Regions from separate parts of the Mus musculus genome. Here region 2 is linked to region 1. The links are chromatin loops, found by intact Hi-C in ENCODE. Cell type or tissue: gastrocnemius. All regions are shown on one strand. Each heading gives the region's core, and the rest is flanking DNA. Links, peaks and the distances in the headings are about the cores only. Region 1 overlaps Myo1d (myosin ID). Region 2 overlaps 4930507D10Rik (RIKEN cDNA 4930507D10 gene).

Region 1 (8,337 bases), core at 28-8,027:
AACGCCAGGGCCAAGAAGTGGGAGTGGGTGCGTTGGGGAGTTGGGGGGAGGGTATGGGGGACTTTTGGGTTAGCATTGGAAATGTAAACGAGGAAAATACCTAATAAAAAATTTTTAAAAAGTATACTGTCTACATAAAATTCTCAAAGAATAAAAATATATGAAAATAACAAGTAAAGAAGTTCTTTATTTTTGTTCATAAATTTGTTTAACTGGTCAACTTTTTAAATGTTTTCAACATTTAAAAAACAAAACAAAACAGCATATTCCTAGGCTATAATTCTCTAATTCCAACACTAAGCTATTTAATCTTTTGACCCTTAACTTTCTTATCTGTAAAGTAGAAAAATAACTATGCAACATACCACTTAAAGTTGTTTTGATAACCAAAATAAAATAATGATCATAAAAATATTTTGAAAAGCACAAAGCCACTAAAGTAAATGGGAGGTATTATTAGCATGGACAGAGATTCCCACAGTTTGAGAGGCCATCCTGGGCCCGGGAAAAAGTTACTTTCCTTGCCCTCATTTGTCTAGGCAAGATGCTGCAAAAGGCTCAGCACCTTGTGGGTGGCTAGGCTCCCATTCTGTGCATGTGAGATGCAGCTCCTCACCCTCTGCTCCCTGAGTGTCAGAGCTTAGGTCTGAAGCTCAGGAAGCCCATTTCTCCTCCCTGTGTCTGTCTGCAGCACAGCACCATCCCACAGAAACCTGTCCGACTCTGAGGCACAGGAGTGCACTATTTAGTTTGTTTCATTCTCTTAACATCTGAGCTACTCTGGTTATGTTTTATTTGACACTTTTTAGGTGCTTCAGATAGGAGGAATCATATTCTACAAGTAACAAAAGGCATGCAAGTATAATGTGGACTCTTTTTATCTGATGAGGCCTTATTATGCTGCTTGGGCTTGACTTGAACTCTTGAGAGTTCATGCAATCCTCCTGCCTCAGCCTTCAGAACAAAGACTAAAGGATGATCAAACATGGTAGAAATAATTTGGTATTTAGTGTTCATTACTTTTCTGGGCCCTATAAAATTTTTTAGGTTTCTAAGCTTAAAAAAAATATAATAAGGAACTCATCGATTGTGTGAATTCTTGAGTACAATTTTTTTTTTTTAAATACCTTGCAGCTTTGGAATCACAGCCCCCTCCATATACCTGATATCATAATACAGGTGTCTTTTGATCGCCTCTTCATGGCCTTGTAAGCAGCGTCAGCAATAGCAAAGAGATGAGGAGGTCTCTCATAAAGCTCACGACCTTTATACTGCTCGACAGTGTCCCTCCCATAGATGTTCAGCACCTTGTATGGATTCACAGAAACAACCACTTCTCCGATGAATGTGTAGATGCGTCCTTTCTCAAATCTGCACAGAAGCAAGAACAAAAGGTTGCTGTGGTTACACAGATGTGTGGATTATTTCCTCTTAGTTTATTACCAAATGTGCCCAAATGTCCTAGTAACTGTTTCTGAACTGACAATTTATCAGCCCTCAATTTACTTTTAAAGACCATGTTACAGTTTAGGATGGTGACTTGTATCTATAATCCCATCTCTCTCCCTCCTTCCCTCCCTCCCCCTCCCCTTTGGGTTTTCGAGACAGGGTTTCTCTGTGTAGCCCTGGCTGTCCTGGAACTCACTCTGTAGACCAGGCTGGCCTCGAACTCAGAAATCCACCTGCCTCTGCCTCCCAAGTGCTGGGATTAAAGGCATGCGCCACCACACCTGGCTATAATCCCATCCCTTAAGAGGATGAGACAGGAGGACTGCTTCGAGTCAAAGCCAATGAGTTCCAGGTCAGCTTGAACTACATACAGAGTGAGACTCTTAAACATAAACACAAACACAACACAAACAAAAACGCAGACTATGTTTGGGTCAGTCATAGTAGCTTATGTTTATATTCAACTCTTGTAAGGATGAGGCAGGAGGATTACTGTGAGTTGGAGGCCAGCCTGGGGTACATAATGCAGCTCATAAAAAACAACTAACAGCAGAGACCTTCTCCGATGCCCTTCAGATGCCACTAATGAAAAAGGTCCAGTAGGGCTGAAAAGCCAGGCAAAAGAAGGAACTTAACATTTTGAAGGCTGTGAGTTTTCCCTTCCCAAATACAGAAGGTGAATTAAGAGAGAAACACTCACAGTTCTAGGAGGAAAAGAAATGGAAGTTAAATCAGGTATTGAAATTTACTCTACTGGATTTTCAATTAAACAAGGCCTGTTCACATTTATTTCTTCTCCCTCTAGAAGCCTGACCAAATTGTCAGCAAGGAAATAGTCAGAGTACACTCCACAGCAGAGGACTACACAGGAGACACTTCTGGTATAAATCACACTGGTTTTTGTAGTGACTGCTTAGAATCCCATGGTGTAGATACAGCATGATTTTTTTCAGTGATCTTCCTTCCCTCCTTGGACTAGAGCAACACTGCAGAAAACACCCTGGACACGTAGCTTACAAACCAGCGGGAAGGACTCACAGGAATGGGACAACTGATTGAAAGTGTCTATATTTTTAAGGTATATAATATGATCCCATTTTTGTATGGGATCATATTTACATGTGTGTCTATATCTGTATACATTTGATAAGAGTAGGTGTACACATGGCAAGATACCATAGAAAACATGATGTATTTATCCTTCTATAATACAGTGGGGTAGTATGAATGGGGAATGAGGAGTCTGGTGAGAAGATGCCATAGGAACAAAGTAAAAACAGCACACAAACTATTTACACAGTAACCCACACCTATAAGCATGTACAAACCAGAGCTTAACTGTTTCTCTCAAGTGATTGTTACCAATGCCTGCCGAGAGGCACCGGCAAATACAGTCAGTTTTCAGCATCCATTGAAGCCTGGGTCTATAAGCCCTCACAAATAACAAAATCCTTGGATGTTTAAGTACCTTACATAAAATGTCCTAGATCTGAGAAACACTTTTGTACATACTTCTCCATATTTCATATAATCTGTAGGCTATAACAATTCTTCATGTAATTTATGTGCTATCTAAATAGCTGTTAGATTTTTAATCTGCAGTTGCATGGATGTGAGGATACAACATCTGTGGGAATGGAGGGAAGATTGCATCTCACTTCCAGGAGCTGAGTGAAGAGTGCTCACACAGGCAAAATGCTGGTCCTCGGGTAGTCTGTCTATTTATAACCAATGGGCAAGGAGAAATAATTAAGCATTTGGGACTGATAGGCAAAAATTTTAAACTTCTCTTAAGATGGAAAGTTGTCAGCTATAATTAAGACAGGAAACAAACAAATATAGTCATTGTGAACAATAAATTAGAACAAAGATTTTTATCAAGAAGTTAGCATGTATTTAAATAAGAGTTATCAACCAGTGAGGTTTCCTGTCTGCTTTTTTTATTGTGGTTTTCCCACTGACAGTCAAAACACTTGCTTTGGGGTCCTTCTCTGGGCCTGAGTGCTCACATTACTAACAGCAGCGAGACCTTGTAAAAGTGACTTGACCTCCTTGTGTTTCAGCCTCTCCAGCTGTACAATGGTAATAATTATATCCCTCGGTTCCTCTGGCACTGAATAAATGGTTTTCCCCCTTTTCAAAAATGGCAATTAATTTTATTGCTCTATTATGTTATCCATGAAAGCGATGGTTATTTGCTTGTTTTGAGACAGGGTTTCTGGCAGCCCAGGTTGGCCTTGAAGTATGAAGCCAAGGTTGGTCTTCAATCTGTGATATTCCTGCCTCTATCTGAAGAGTTCTGGGATTGCAGGAAGATGTTGATTCTTTACCAAATGTTTTTATTTTTTATTAACACTACCCCTCCCCAATAGCCCCGATAGCCACAAGAATGGACTAAACGTCAATATGTCATTCGTTGTCACAGCTATCAATCAACTGCAAGTTACCAACAAGATCTCTATCTATACAGCTTACATTTAGGGACCCATAACTGTGAAGCTGGAGAGATGGCTCAGTGGTTAGGATTGTGTACAGCTCCTACAAAGGACCAGAGTTCAGTTTTCAGCACCCATGCCACGTGACTCACAAGTGACTATAATTCTCAGTTCATGGGCTCCAATACCCTCCTTTAGCTCCCCAGCTGCGCAAACTCTCCCCTCAAGAACATACATATTTTTTAAAATCCACAAAGAAATAAGAAGTAAGATTGACTACTCCAGTCTCTCTGATTGGATCTGCAAACACAGGCTCAGCAGCTATCATCAACGGACCAAGCAAGGGCAGGGGTTGTCAAAACACCCCAAGTAGGAAAAAGGAAAAAGAAAAACAAGCACCAGGGTCTTAGTGGGAAAGTCATCTCATGAGCTCCTTACTCTGACGTAGAAGCATCATAAGGCACTCTCTTGCTGGATAGTTCTTACAGCCACGAATGGGATCATTTCTGAAATTCTGGTATTAGTTCAAGTAAATATTTTGTTTAACTACATTCCTAAGCATCATTTTTTTTCAAAATATAATCAAAACACACGCACAATAGCAGGGTGATCACGGTGTGGTAGCTTATGTCAACAATCTTTGCTCTTGGGAGGCAGAGGCAGGAGATCAAGAGCAGCCTAGACTACATGGTGAGACCTTGTTTCAAGAAGGTATACAATGTATAAGCCATTTGTTTAGAAACCACGTTATTTATGAATCATAATAGCGGTGTTATCTGTTGACTTGAAGGCATTTCAGGGCTCAACAAGATATGACATTAAATAAATGCTTCAGCAATTTGCAAAACGGATAGAAAGTTATGTTTGAAATTCTAAACTGGTTATCAAATGACTTTGAACTTGGTTAGGTCTCAAAACTACCACTAGATGGTGCCACTATCCACTGTAATATCATGTGCAATTTCAGAGGTACAGGGGAACAGAAAAGTAATGCAGTCGGTCCTTTCAGGGCTTCCTTTGGGGAGGATCTGCAGTAATTACACGAGAAAGTGAATAAGAGACACCCTGTTCCAAAGGAACAATGAAAGCATTTTCTATGATCTATGTGTGCAAACCTGTTATAATAAACTGTCTATGTGTACTAGAAAGGGTGTAACCCTAGATATCAAAATGGGAAAAGAATAAGATAATACTGAAGATAAATTGTTAACAACAGAGAATAAGGGGAAAGGCCATAAAACCATGTGTTACAGTAGCAAATATTGCTGCAAAAACTCCTTCAAGTGAGGAATCCTAAAATCATGGACAAACTGTTTCAGCCACACAAGGTCCTGCCCCTTTACTTGACTCCTAACAAGCAATGCCACCTCCGGGCATGAGCACCTCTCTGTCCCCTCACCTCTCTCGGCCTTTGTCTCCATGGTCTTGTCACTGTTTCCCTTCACTCTGGTTGCCTTCTCACCCTACACTGGGGAGATTCCCCCTTGTTCTTCCAAAGTCTAAGAACCAGTTTTTCAAATACATATTTATATATGTGTGTACCTTTAAATTAAATTAAAATTAGCTAGACATGGCACCCTCTTGCAATCCTAGGTCTTGGGAATTGGAGACAGGAGGATCAGGAGTTCCGGGTCATAGTGAGTTTGAGGACAGCCTGGGTTACATGAAACTGTAACTCAAAAGCCAAAAGCAATCAACCAAAGATAGCTTAACTGTCATAGTCTCTAGAACTTCAGAAAATATTTATTGAAATAACTAGATATTTTCATTGGCTTCTAAATGAAACAAAAGTTCTAAAACATTTTAAATTAACATGTAGCAATGGAGAAGATATTAAAGACAATGCTGTTGGAAGACAAATGTACAATACCCATGGGCTCTGAGACACGTGGTTAAAAGTATTCTAGTCCAACTCATCACATCACTTGTATCTAGGACCATCGGTAGCAGTCAGTCAAGATGCAACAGCTCCTTCAGACCAGTCTCAGCAGACCACGTACACAGCCTACAGACAAGGCGTGTGCACAGGAGTGTGAGTGTGTGCAGAGGAGGAAGGTGGCTGAGCTGAGCAGAGCAGGAAGCCATGCCCTGTGTTCACGGAGTAGACGCGGCTGCATGATAGTCTCTGCAAGCCTGGTGGAGTAAGCGTAAACTGGATGTGTCTGGACACACAGTAGGTTGTAGTTAAAGAGAGCAATAAGATCCTAATGAAGGGTGGGCAATAGAAATTAAGGATGGAAACATCTTAAATACTTTAAGGGGAAACAGAATAGAATATGAAAACTTACCAAATATTAGAGATGAAATTTTATTTAATTTTAAGTTGAGTATAAGACAAAACTGGAGTTATTTCTGATCAGATCCTCCCTGACTCCCTTGCTGCTTTCTTGACTTTTCACAGACTTACTCTACAGCCCAAGCCAGCCTAGAACGCACTCGTAACCCAGGAAGGCTCAATCTTCTGCCATAGTTTCCTGAGGGCTGGCTTTACAAACGGAGCCACCACAACTGGCTTTGGATTGTATTTCACAGGTACTCCTGTGGCTTCTAAGTCAGATTCACTCACTAACAATTCACCGGTGAATCATCTATAATCTTGGAATCATCTATAATCAGAAGGAAAATTCTCTGTGTGTATTTAATAAAAATCTTTATTCATGGGCACTTTTCATTTGTTTTATGAGGAATAAAGGCATTCTGGAATAATGGTGCCTAATCATAACTGACTTGGCCTGTCTTCTTCCCTTTCCAATGCAAATGTTCTCAGGGGAGTGCCCCATCTATCTATGACCAGGCATGCCTCTTTTCTTCATCCCTGTCCCCTCTGCCAGCTCCAGTCTGGGTCCACTCTGGGACATCGGTGCACGTCCAACTTCCTGCAGTGATTCCTCATGAACTCAACTTACTGTTAGGGCTCTGACATCACAGTTTCTCTCTCGGCAGCATTTGCCACGGTGTCCTACTACTGCCTTAACACTATCTTTTCTTGGCTTCTGTGAGCTCACATTTGCTGGGGTTTCTTCCTATTTTTCTGGTTTTCTTTTTCAGTTTCCTTTGCTGCCTTTTCTTTTTCTATTTATCTCGAGACATTCAAGTTCTCTGGGTTTGAGTTTAGGACCAACCTCAAACACCAACCAAGGAACGCCTATCTAAGGATGACAATAGAAGAATACCTTGGCTCTCTGAAATCATCAATAAGAACAGACAAAACCACAAGAGAAAGTATTATCAACCATGAAATAAAGCCATGACTCTGAGCCACTGCATAGAAAGGCTGTGGGTGCCAGAAATGGTGACATAGCCCTGTAATTCTAGAACTGGGGGGGGAGGGGGGGGTGGCGAGGCAGGATGATTGCCAGTCTTATCTATATAATGAGTTTCAGACCAGCCAGGGGTAGATAGACTGTGTTCCCTTCTTTAAAAAAAAAAAAAAAGGAAAAAAAGAAAAAGGAAAAAAGAAAATCGAATGTTCTGAGAACAGACCTAGCCTAAGAGGATGCTGATAGAGACTGGTGCCTTCCCCTGCTGTCTCAGCCCTGGGAGAACGTGCTCCAAAAGTAGGCAATAGTTCCTAAACAGCTAAACAAAACAATCTCTTACTAAGAATGGCAGGGTCACAGTATGCAGGTGGCTTCAGAACAAAATTAGTCCCATTAATTAATTACATACTTCTAAAAGGAGGAAATAAATGAGTATAAGAATAAAAATGTTTTTATTTGAATGGTATAAGCAAAGGAGAATAAAATGGGCAAAAATTTTGTACAGATATTTTTCTATAGAAATAAAGTAGATATGTAGCTTTTTTAAAGACAAAAGGAATGAGAACAGGTAATGGGAGATGAAATGGCTGGAATTCATTATATACATATATGAAATTACCAAATCAAGGAAAACGTCTTTATAAAAATAAATAAAAGGGAGAATGAATACCAGGCAAATAGACAAGGATAGGGGGGAAAATGTTTTAGATAGAGTGAGATGGAAAAAGATAGAATTAAAGTATGATAAAGAAAACTCAGAACTGGAATAAGAACTGCCAATCGATCACTTGTTGGTGCCCCAGACAGCTTAACCACCTGGTAATGGTAATGCTTGAAAACAATGAATACGCAACAGCAACAAAAATCAGTAACTGCAGACGCTGGTGTCTACTGCACACAAAATGCATGAATTATGAACTCTAGTAACAAGGGACCCTTCCAGTGACCACATCTCCCACCAGAATGCCTCTGGCTGGCTCTGACTCTGGTGACTGCTCAATGACCAGAACCTTGGTTAAGCTGGCTAAGTATGATTGTGGTGTGACCTGTTAGCCTCTGTCCGTCTCCGGGCATCTGCTACAGAGCTGACACTCACTCGCTGTCTTTCCCCCACCAGGATGTGGATGCAGTGGCTCAAGACCCTCCTACCCACTGTCTGTGAGTGAATTCCCGCCTCTGGACATTGGTGGCAT
Region 2 (8,337 bases), core at 289-8,288, 160 kb after region 1:
TCCCTCTAGCTGCCTGCTAGCTTTCCTGTCCCAAAGGCTCTACGATCCTCACCCAAGCTCCATCGACCGTAGTTTGATAGCAGCATCGTGTTCTCTTCTGGGAGGTACCAGAATGTTCTCCCTCCTACAGGATCCAGGTATGGGGACCAGAGACTTACCAGGAGGAGACCTTTAATCATCTCAGCATGGACCTCTCAGGGATGTGTATTAGTGGGTCAGGCTATGGCTCTCCTGTCAGGGGGAGACAGCTTTTCATCACTATTGACTTCAGAAGGTCTCAGCCGTTTGTTTGAGGCAAACAGCCTGGTTGCAATTTGTACAACTAAGCCAAGGGTGACCCTTACCTTACACACTCACTCTTTTCTACTCTGTGTAGGCTGTCTGAGATGACCATGTACACGTGTAGAAAGCAAAGATATTATTCAGGTCTGAGGCTAGCCCATCTCTTGGGATCACTTATCTGGTATGTCTGGCTAGGACCAGGGTCAGCCTATTGCCACAAGGACAGCAGTGGAAACAAAAGATGGGAGGTCCCATTGCTAGCCCTGTTTGCTCTAGCTGTAGCCAGTTCCACCCAGAACCACTGGCTGTTCCATGGCCATGGCCAGGTTTCTCATCAGATTCCCTCTACAATGTCCTTTATTTCTCAGATGAAGACTCATGTAGCCTAGGCTGGTCTTAAATTCCCGATCCTCCAGTCTTCTCCTGTTCTGGGGTTAGAGGCATGCATCATGATTCTTGGATTTATGAGGTGTTGAGGTTCAAAGCCAGGGCTTCCCATACATAGACACATACTTTACTGAGTTATATTCCCAGCACACCCCACCCATCGCACCATAGTACTGTCTGACTTCTTGTCTGTGGCATCTAATTAGATTAGTAATTTAGCAGAAGCTGTGCTGGGAGGTCACAGAAAGGCAGTGGCGCCCCCTCTCACTCCTAGAGGGCAGGTGATGGACTCGCGGAAGCGGTGAGACACTTATGTGCAAGGGCTGCCTGTTTCTCTGTTGCACTACAAAGGCTTGTTAGGGACCTACTATGGGCCCCCATCTGTGCTGGACAGTAAGGAGAATAACAGGTAAGGAACCAGGACTGGCCACCTGCTTTCTTGTCGACGCTTGGCCACATGGTAGGGTTTCCAGCACAGGCTTCACGTCCCCCTCCTGCTGAGCACCAGCGCCTTGCAGATTCTGTGCAGTGAGCACTAGCCATTCTGTGCTGGGCTCCTGGCCGCTGGGCCCTTTTGTTGACAGTGCCCTGTGCTTGATTCACCTTCTGAACTAAGCCCTTCTAACCTTTGTGGCTGCCTTCCCAGGAGCCCAGCCCTGGATCTGAACTCCTCTCCCTATTGAACTCTGCCCCGACCTCTGACCCAGCTTGTTCGTTCTTGTCTTCTCATCCTGGACTCAAAGGAAGCTGGTGCTCTTTATAGTCAAACATGGTATTCAGATGATGTATTGAGATAGAGGTTGAAATATCTCCATTGCCTTCACATAGATTGGCTTCTGTCAATGATTTAAAAAAAAAAAAAAACCAGTAATAACTGGATGAGGAATAAGGTTTGCTTTTTTTCTTTTTGGAATGTTTGAAGAACCTGACTTGAGCGGGGGCTGCTGGCTTCTCTCATGTGGGTGCCTCTGTGTCCTTCACCTTATCTGCCCTCCTGTCTCTGTCTCTTGTCCATTCTCCCAACATCTGGAACCACAGCTCAGCAGCTCTGGGCATGTTTGCAGGATGTTGCTTTAAAAGGAGCCCGTTCAGAGTGCAGGCCAGCTCTCCATGTAGGAGTGCCTTCCCTGGATCAGATCAGCATTTCAGAACCTGGGAGCCTGGTGGAGTGGCTTAGTGTTAGTTCCTCCCCAGGATTGTGCCTCCTGGTGTTTTGAATGGTGAGCTTTCGGCTTCTAGCCTTAGGAGCTGGCATTTCATAATGTTGAATCTTTGCATAGCTTAACTTATCTACATTCTTGTTGACCTTTAATCAATAAAAGGTGGTCTTGGCTTAACTGTGGGACAGAATCTGTTTTATAGGACTACTTTCTTCACAGGACTCTGGGGCAGGGAGCTTCCGTTCCCACTTTTAATCGTCAAGAACTATTTCTAACATCTCTGGGCAGATGTGTTCTCGTGGCTGTGGTGGAGGGATGGAGTAGCGACTGGAAAGCATACTATATCTTGGTTGCTTATCCAAGGTTAGCTTTTTAATTTTTAGTACATAAAATGGTGTGTGTGTGTGTGTGTGTGTGTATGTGTGTGTGTGTGTGTGTGTGAAGGAGGGGGATAGCCAAGGCTAAAAATCATATTTTCTATGGAAGCATAATGGAATATGACAGTTTTTCTTGATTTCTCTTCAATGTCATAAATAAGGATGCAGGTAAATGTGAGCGGGACCCTCTCAGATTTTTAGATCATGACACCTATTAAGCACATACTGAATGCCTTATCTTGCTTGAAATCTGCAGGCCTCTATTTGGTCTGCCTTTGTATTGTCCATATTGACAACTATTAGAGAATGGAAAAGGAAGGAGCTGACCTCTGGTCAGACTTGGCCTAGATGCTCTAGCACCTCCCTGTTGAGATAACAGTTGTTGAGATGATCCTTCCAGTGGAGTCTTTTTTGTTCCCTCTCTGTACTGGCCGGTTACAAAACACAAGCTGGAGTTATCACAGAGAAAGGAACCTCCCTTGAGGAAATGCCTCCATGAGACCCACCTGTAAGGTATTTTCTCAATTAGTGGTCAAGGTGGGAGGGCCCAGCCCATTGTGGGTGGTGCCATCCCTGGGCTGGTGGTCCTGAGTTCTATAAGAAAGCAAGCTGAGCAAGCCAGGAGAAGCAAGCCAGTAAGCAGCATTCCTCCATGGCTTCTGCATCCACTCCTGCCTTTACGGTCCTACCCTGTGTAAGTTCCTGTCCTGACTTCCTTTGGTGATGAACAGCAGTTTGGAAGTGTAAGCTGAATAAACTCTTTCCACCCCAACTTGCTTCTTGGTCTTGATGTTTTGTATAGGAACAGACATAATTTCCAATAATAATTCTCCTGAGGATGGATGAGCCATGAAAAGCAGCAGACCTGTGAGAATCCCTATGCCCAGATTCTTCTCACTTTACTAGGCTGCCTGCAAAGCCCAAGGTCCATCGACACTTTATGGAAAGTTCTAGAACATGTGGTTTTCTAGCTCATAGCTCCCTCCACCCAAGGGTTGTTGAATTGATGTATTTTTAAGTGAATTATAATTGATCTCTCTCTCTCTCTCTCTCTCTCTCTCTCTCTCTCTCTCTCTCTCCCAAGATCTTGCTATATAGTCCCAGCTGATCCTGAATGTGACCTCTTCCTTCCTCAGCCTCCTAGATGCAGGGATTACAGGCATGAACTACTATGTGTAAGACAATTTTATAATTGTTAGTTAACTTTTCCTCTCATACCATAGTAGGAGCAATGAAGTAAGGATATTCAGTCCTATTTTATAGTTGAGGGAACGGAGATGGGGATGCTTGCTTTGACTTGGGAGACTCAACACCGTACGCAAAGACTTCGAGAATGACAGGCCATTTAGACCATCAAGTCAAACCATCTTATCCTACGACTCAGGACACTAAATGTGGTCCAGAGTAATGAAGTGCCCTATCTAACATCACACAAAAGGTAGAGGCAGAGAGGGATCAAGGCTGAAGCTGTTCTATTCTGTGAGTGTTTCTACCTTGCAACTGATAGATGGAATATTTGCTGTGAGGGCTGACTGGTGTACTCTAGGGTTCAGTGTTCCTGATTGCTACTTGTCAAGGGCCAATAACTTCCCTTGCTCCAACTTACGATAAAACAAAAGTATCGTCAGACAGTGCCCTCATTCCTCAGGAAGACAAGCCATACCCCCTACGGTTCCACTGACCATCATGCAACTGGAGCATAGCTCTTCCTTTGAAATTTGGGAGAAGATAACTTCGGATGTTGGGTGGATAACATTTTTCCTCCCCACCCCCACTCTGAGCACTGTAGGGGAGCTATGATCTCAGCCCAGGGAGAACAGGTTTCAGAGATGTTCAGGGGGAGGAGCCTGAGTTCAGATGGTAGAAAGCCAGGCCTCTCAAGGGCACACAGCATTATTCTCATTTTGCAGATGAAGCACAAAATTTTGGAGGTTGAATTTTGTGGTCATGTCTGACTTCTCTTCCACACACTGGTAGCATCCCCGTAGAGAATTCACTCCCACTGCCCTTCAGTTTGCACTCAGGCCTGTGAGGAATAGAGAGAGCTTCTGTTAGGTACTCTGTTAATTACAAGAGGATTATAAGGATAATACAATTATGTTCTGGAACATTCCATCTGGACCCATGATGGCTCTTACTTCTATGGGCCCTAGAGACACTCACTTTCCCTTAGGGATCTTTACCCTCATGTTTAGAAGGTCATGTTTCTATCCTCATACTCTCTGAATTATATCCATAGAAAACAGATTTTTCACTGACCAACCCAGTTTTTCTATATGCCAATCTGGTGAAATAAACAAGGGAAACAAAGGTCATATTTAATTTATTTATATTTATGTGTATGTACCTCTGTGTATATGCCACATGTGTAGGGTACTGGCAGAGTCCAGAAGAGGCTGTTGGATCCCATGGAGTTGGACTCACAGGTGGCTGTGAGCTTCCTGATGTGGGTTTCAGGAACCAAACTGGAGTTCTCTACAAGAACAGTATTCGCTCTTAATCTCTGAACTCTCTCTCCAGCCCTAGATTGTAGTTATTTTAATTTTAAAAAAGACAACAGTGTTATTGTATTCGAATAGGAACAGAGATTTTTATAATACAGATTAACTTATTTTACAGACAGACAGAATGAAAAAAAGAATGACCTTTAACCACTGAGATGCTAATGCCCTGACCGTTTTGATGAACAAAGGCATGGAAGCCGGTTCTGACCCCTTATCCTAAAGTCTATCACGAACAAAGTGAGATGGACCCCAAGTGAAGAATCACTGGGCATGGGTGTGGTCTCAATCTTCTCTTAGGGTCTGAGTCCGTGTTTTCCTGTGCACTAGGAGAGTGCCCCCTTGTGGTACAAACCTCAAGTTCTACCGACATGAAATGCTGCTTTTGTGGCTCAAAGAAGGGGTGAAGAGGCTTGGGAACAACTCCAAAGTCAACTTACTAAGGGAGTATTTAGAAACTGGGGCTGCTGGTGCAGACCTGTAATTTGAGCTGCTCAAATTACAGAGAGGCTAAAGCAGAAAGATCCCAAGTTCAAGGCCAGTCTGGGTACTTAGACTTTGTCTCGAGAAATAAAACAGAAAAAAAAGATGAGGGCTGAGGGTGTGGCTCCGTGGTGGAGTCCTTGCCTACCATGTGTGAGACCCCAGGTTTAAGCCTAGAGCTGGAGCTGGGAACAACTACCCTGAGAATCACATCCTCAGAACCTTCCAAGTAGCTATGGCGGGTCTTTGGGCATTTAGCAGAAAGGGTTGGGTTTGGGAGTTAGGTATGGCTTGAAGTCACTGTTATGTTTCTAGCTTCCTCTAGGCTCATCTTATATGAAGCTAGAGTGAAAACGCCTTCACTTCAGATTTGCTTTAGGAGCAGGAGGAGGAAATGGGGGCTGGAGGAGAGAGAGAGGATCAAAAGACAGAGCCTGACCATGAGAGCTCATGCGCTATGCTCTGGTCTCAACCTTCAGAGCAACAAGGAGCCAGCGGAGGCCATTAGACAAAAGTGACAAGAGAGTTTGTTTGTTGGAAAGATAACCATTGTCAGGGCTGACAATGAGGTGGAGGGACTCGACGAAGCTTTATGGCTATGGAGCTGGAAAGGGCAAGAAAGTTATCTTTGAGGGCAGAATTGACAGATTGTGGGATGATGGAGCGGAGAAGGTGCAAGTGAGAAGACAATTTATATGTAGCTAGCTGCTTAAATGCGTCCCACAAACCCCACCTGATGCTCTCCACTATTTTATGAGCTAGACGTCATCATTATTATCATCTCCTATGTAGGAAAACTGCTGTCCGGAGGGGTTGAGCCACAGACACACAGCCAGGAGAGCAGGACACCTCAGCTAACTCTGGCCATATCAATAGGATCACACTATGTCCCATGATTCAGTGTGCAGCGAGTGCCAGAGGGGGAGGGAGTCTGGGTCCAGTGTTAGATGTGTACTGGGCATCCAGGTTGTGCAATCTCCCAGTTGCTAGGAGTCTCTGATAATTAGAGTCTCCAGGTTGCTAGGCAACCTGAGTTGCTAAGAGTTTCAGTTTATTATAGGTCTTGGGCTGTTAGAAGCCCCAGGTTATTCAGATTTTCAGTCTACGAACAGCTTCATGCTTCTTGAAGGCTCCCAGCTGCTAGTGACATAAGCTTTTAGGGGCCCGAGGCTCTTCAGCTCCCAGGAATCTGAAGTTATTGAGTTGGCAGTGAGTCTTTTGGTTGCTAGGAAGTAGTGGGTTTGAGAGGGCTTTGAGTTTGTGGACAGCTTCTAAAGGTGTCAGTTTGCTCAAAGCCTCACTCTTCTGCACCCCAAGCAGGTCAGGGTTCCCGCGTTCCTAAGGGCACACACCCAGAATCACAGGTCTCCTGAGTACTGAGTGCTGGGCCAGCCAGGTTTCCTCTATTCAGCCGGGTTCTAGCCAGTCAGCCAGTGGAAGTGGAGTTGCGTGCTTCTCTCAAGGTGTTTCCAAAGTGTTTATTTTGGGGTAGTTGATCGTGCTCAGCTCCCATGACAGCATGGACCCAGCCTGATTCACAGATACTGATTTATCCAACACAGAGCTCTATAGGAGCACCGAGGTGCTGGTGCATAAAGTCCTTTAGAGCCAGAGCTTGATTCTAAAGCTGCCTGATATTCAAACATGGCTTCTGTTCCCGTTGTCATTATTCATCTTCCAACGAGTCAACTGTTAAGATTATGATATTAGGTTTTGAACAATCTGGAGTTGACAGACCCTTAAAACAGCTAAATTAGCCTATGTTTTCCTTTTATAAGAAACCTTTTATTTCCCAATAGTTACTGACACATGGAGTTGTAAAAATTATTGGAGATGCCACATTCCCTTCACTGTTTCCCTCAATGGGAAACACTGCCTGGCCCCATTGGCCCCACTGGAATAGTGCAATCAGGACACTGACTTTATTACAGTGTGTTTGCTCACCAGCTTCACCAAGTCACAACACTGTCCTGCCCCAGCAAAGATCTGCCCTCTCACCTCTCTAGAGTTACCTACCTCTGAGACAGGTTTTCAAGTGCAATCTCTTAATCTCTCTTCAGAGCCTCTTGGGTGCATCATTCATTCATAAGTCAAGGAAATAAACAGGACACCAGCCTTGCCCTTGGCTAGCCAGTACACCTCAAATTATAGTGCAAGTGGTCACTTGAGTAGGGTTATGCTAAGTAGAGAGACACAAGGAACCAGGTTGGAGGCTTGAGGAGACAAAGCGGTGGGTGAACGCTCTCCGCAAATTTTTTAACGCTAGGCTGATTTTGAGTGAACAGAAATGGGTTTGGTATCTAGTGAGGAAAGATTACTACGGGAAGAAGGCTGTAACCTAGCCTTCCAGAACTCAAGGGGTGAGGTGAGCTTGGGGCTTGTGTAGGAGGCATCGATAACTGGCGGCTTGGGCCCCATCCAAAGAGACTTGCATTGGCTGGTGGGTGGGGCCCAGGAGTCAGTATCCTGCATCTACGGAGGACAGGAGAGTACGGTGAGAAAGGCTTCTGGAAAACGTGAACCTGGAGGAAGTTGGTAGAAGATCTTGGCGAGGCTATGGCCAAGGCCAAGGCTGTTAGCTTGCACTGCAGAACCAGAAAAGAAGAGCGAAGAGCCGAACAGAGAAACAAAGAACCACTGAACCCGTGGTGGGACCCAGTTTGCCCTCGTAACTGTATCCTTTGAGCTGTTGCTGCTTCCCATGCCCACTTAAAAGTGAAAGTCAATAGGGAAATAACAAAACATATCATAAAATAAAATATGCTGAAAGAATACTCAATAAAAAGAAGCGATGAAACTGTAAAAACAGATGGCCGGTGCAGTAAAACCTGGAAGGAAAAAACCTCGGGCTGACAGAATCACCACCAAGGGCCAGGAGATAAAAGGACTGCTAGGGTGAGCGCTCGCTTTCAGCTTGGTGGGTGTGTCCCTGCTCTGCGCAGCCTCAGCTTCGTCCCACCCTGGCAGGGAGATAAGATGATTATTTGCATCCAACAGAGGAAAATAAACTTTGGGGAGATGTAGTAAGTGGTTATAGCTGAGAGTGAATAGGACAGGGTAATGTCTCCTCCTTCCTGATGAGGAAATGGAGGTTAAGTTGTCAAGACTAACTCAAGGACAGGAGCAGGACTTTGGATCCATTTTCCA

The links. Peaks named below come from ENCODE experiments on the same cell type or tissue, not always from the same donor. Only the 100,000 strongest peaks of a DNase experiment are listed, where the experiment ranks them.
Region 2: a loop joins it to region 1, with 9 times the contacts of the local background. A loop is called at or near these places in 13 of 42 quality-filtered maps.

What each region holds. Positions count from the first base shown.
Region 1 is chr11:80,691,719-80,700,055 of GRCm38, forward strand. Myo1d (myosin ID) reads right to left here. Exons shown (of 22, transcript NM_177390.3): 2 at 1,163-1,371. Among named protein-coding and RNA genes, the nearest start is that of Gm31042, 28 kb to the right of the region's middle. In gastrocnemius, for the core only: a CTCF peak has its summit at 4,799 (motif pointing right); no DNase peak of the experiment used is centred there.
Region 2 is chr11:80,847,000-80,855,336 of GRCm38, forward strand. It overlaps 4930507D10Rik (RIKEN cDNA 4930507D10 gene), which reads right to left. Exons shown (of 3, transcript NR_110449.1): 2 at 4,554-4,681; 3 at 3,382-4,232. Among named protein-coding and RNA genes, the nearest start is that of 4930507D10Rik, 7.1 kb to the right of the region's middle. In gastrocnemius, for the core only: a CTCF peak has its summit at 5,053 (motif pointing left); no DNase peak of the experiment used is centred there; H3K4me3 peaks cover 332 bases.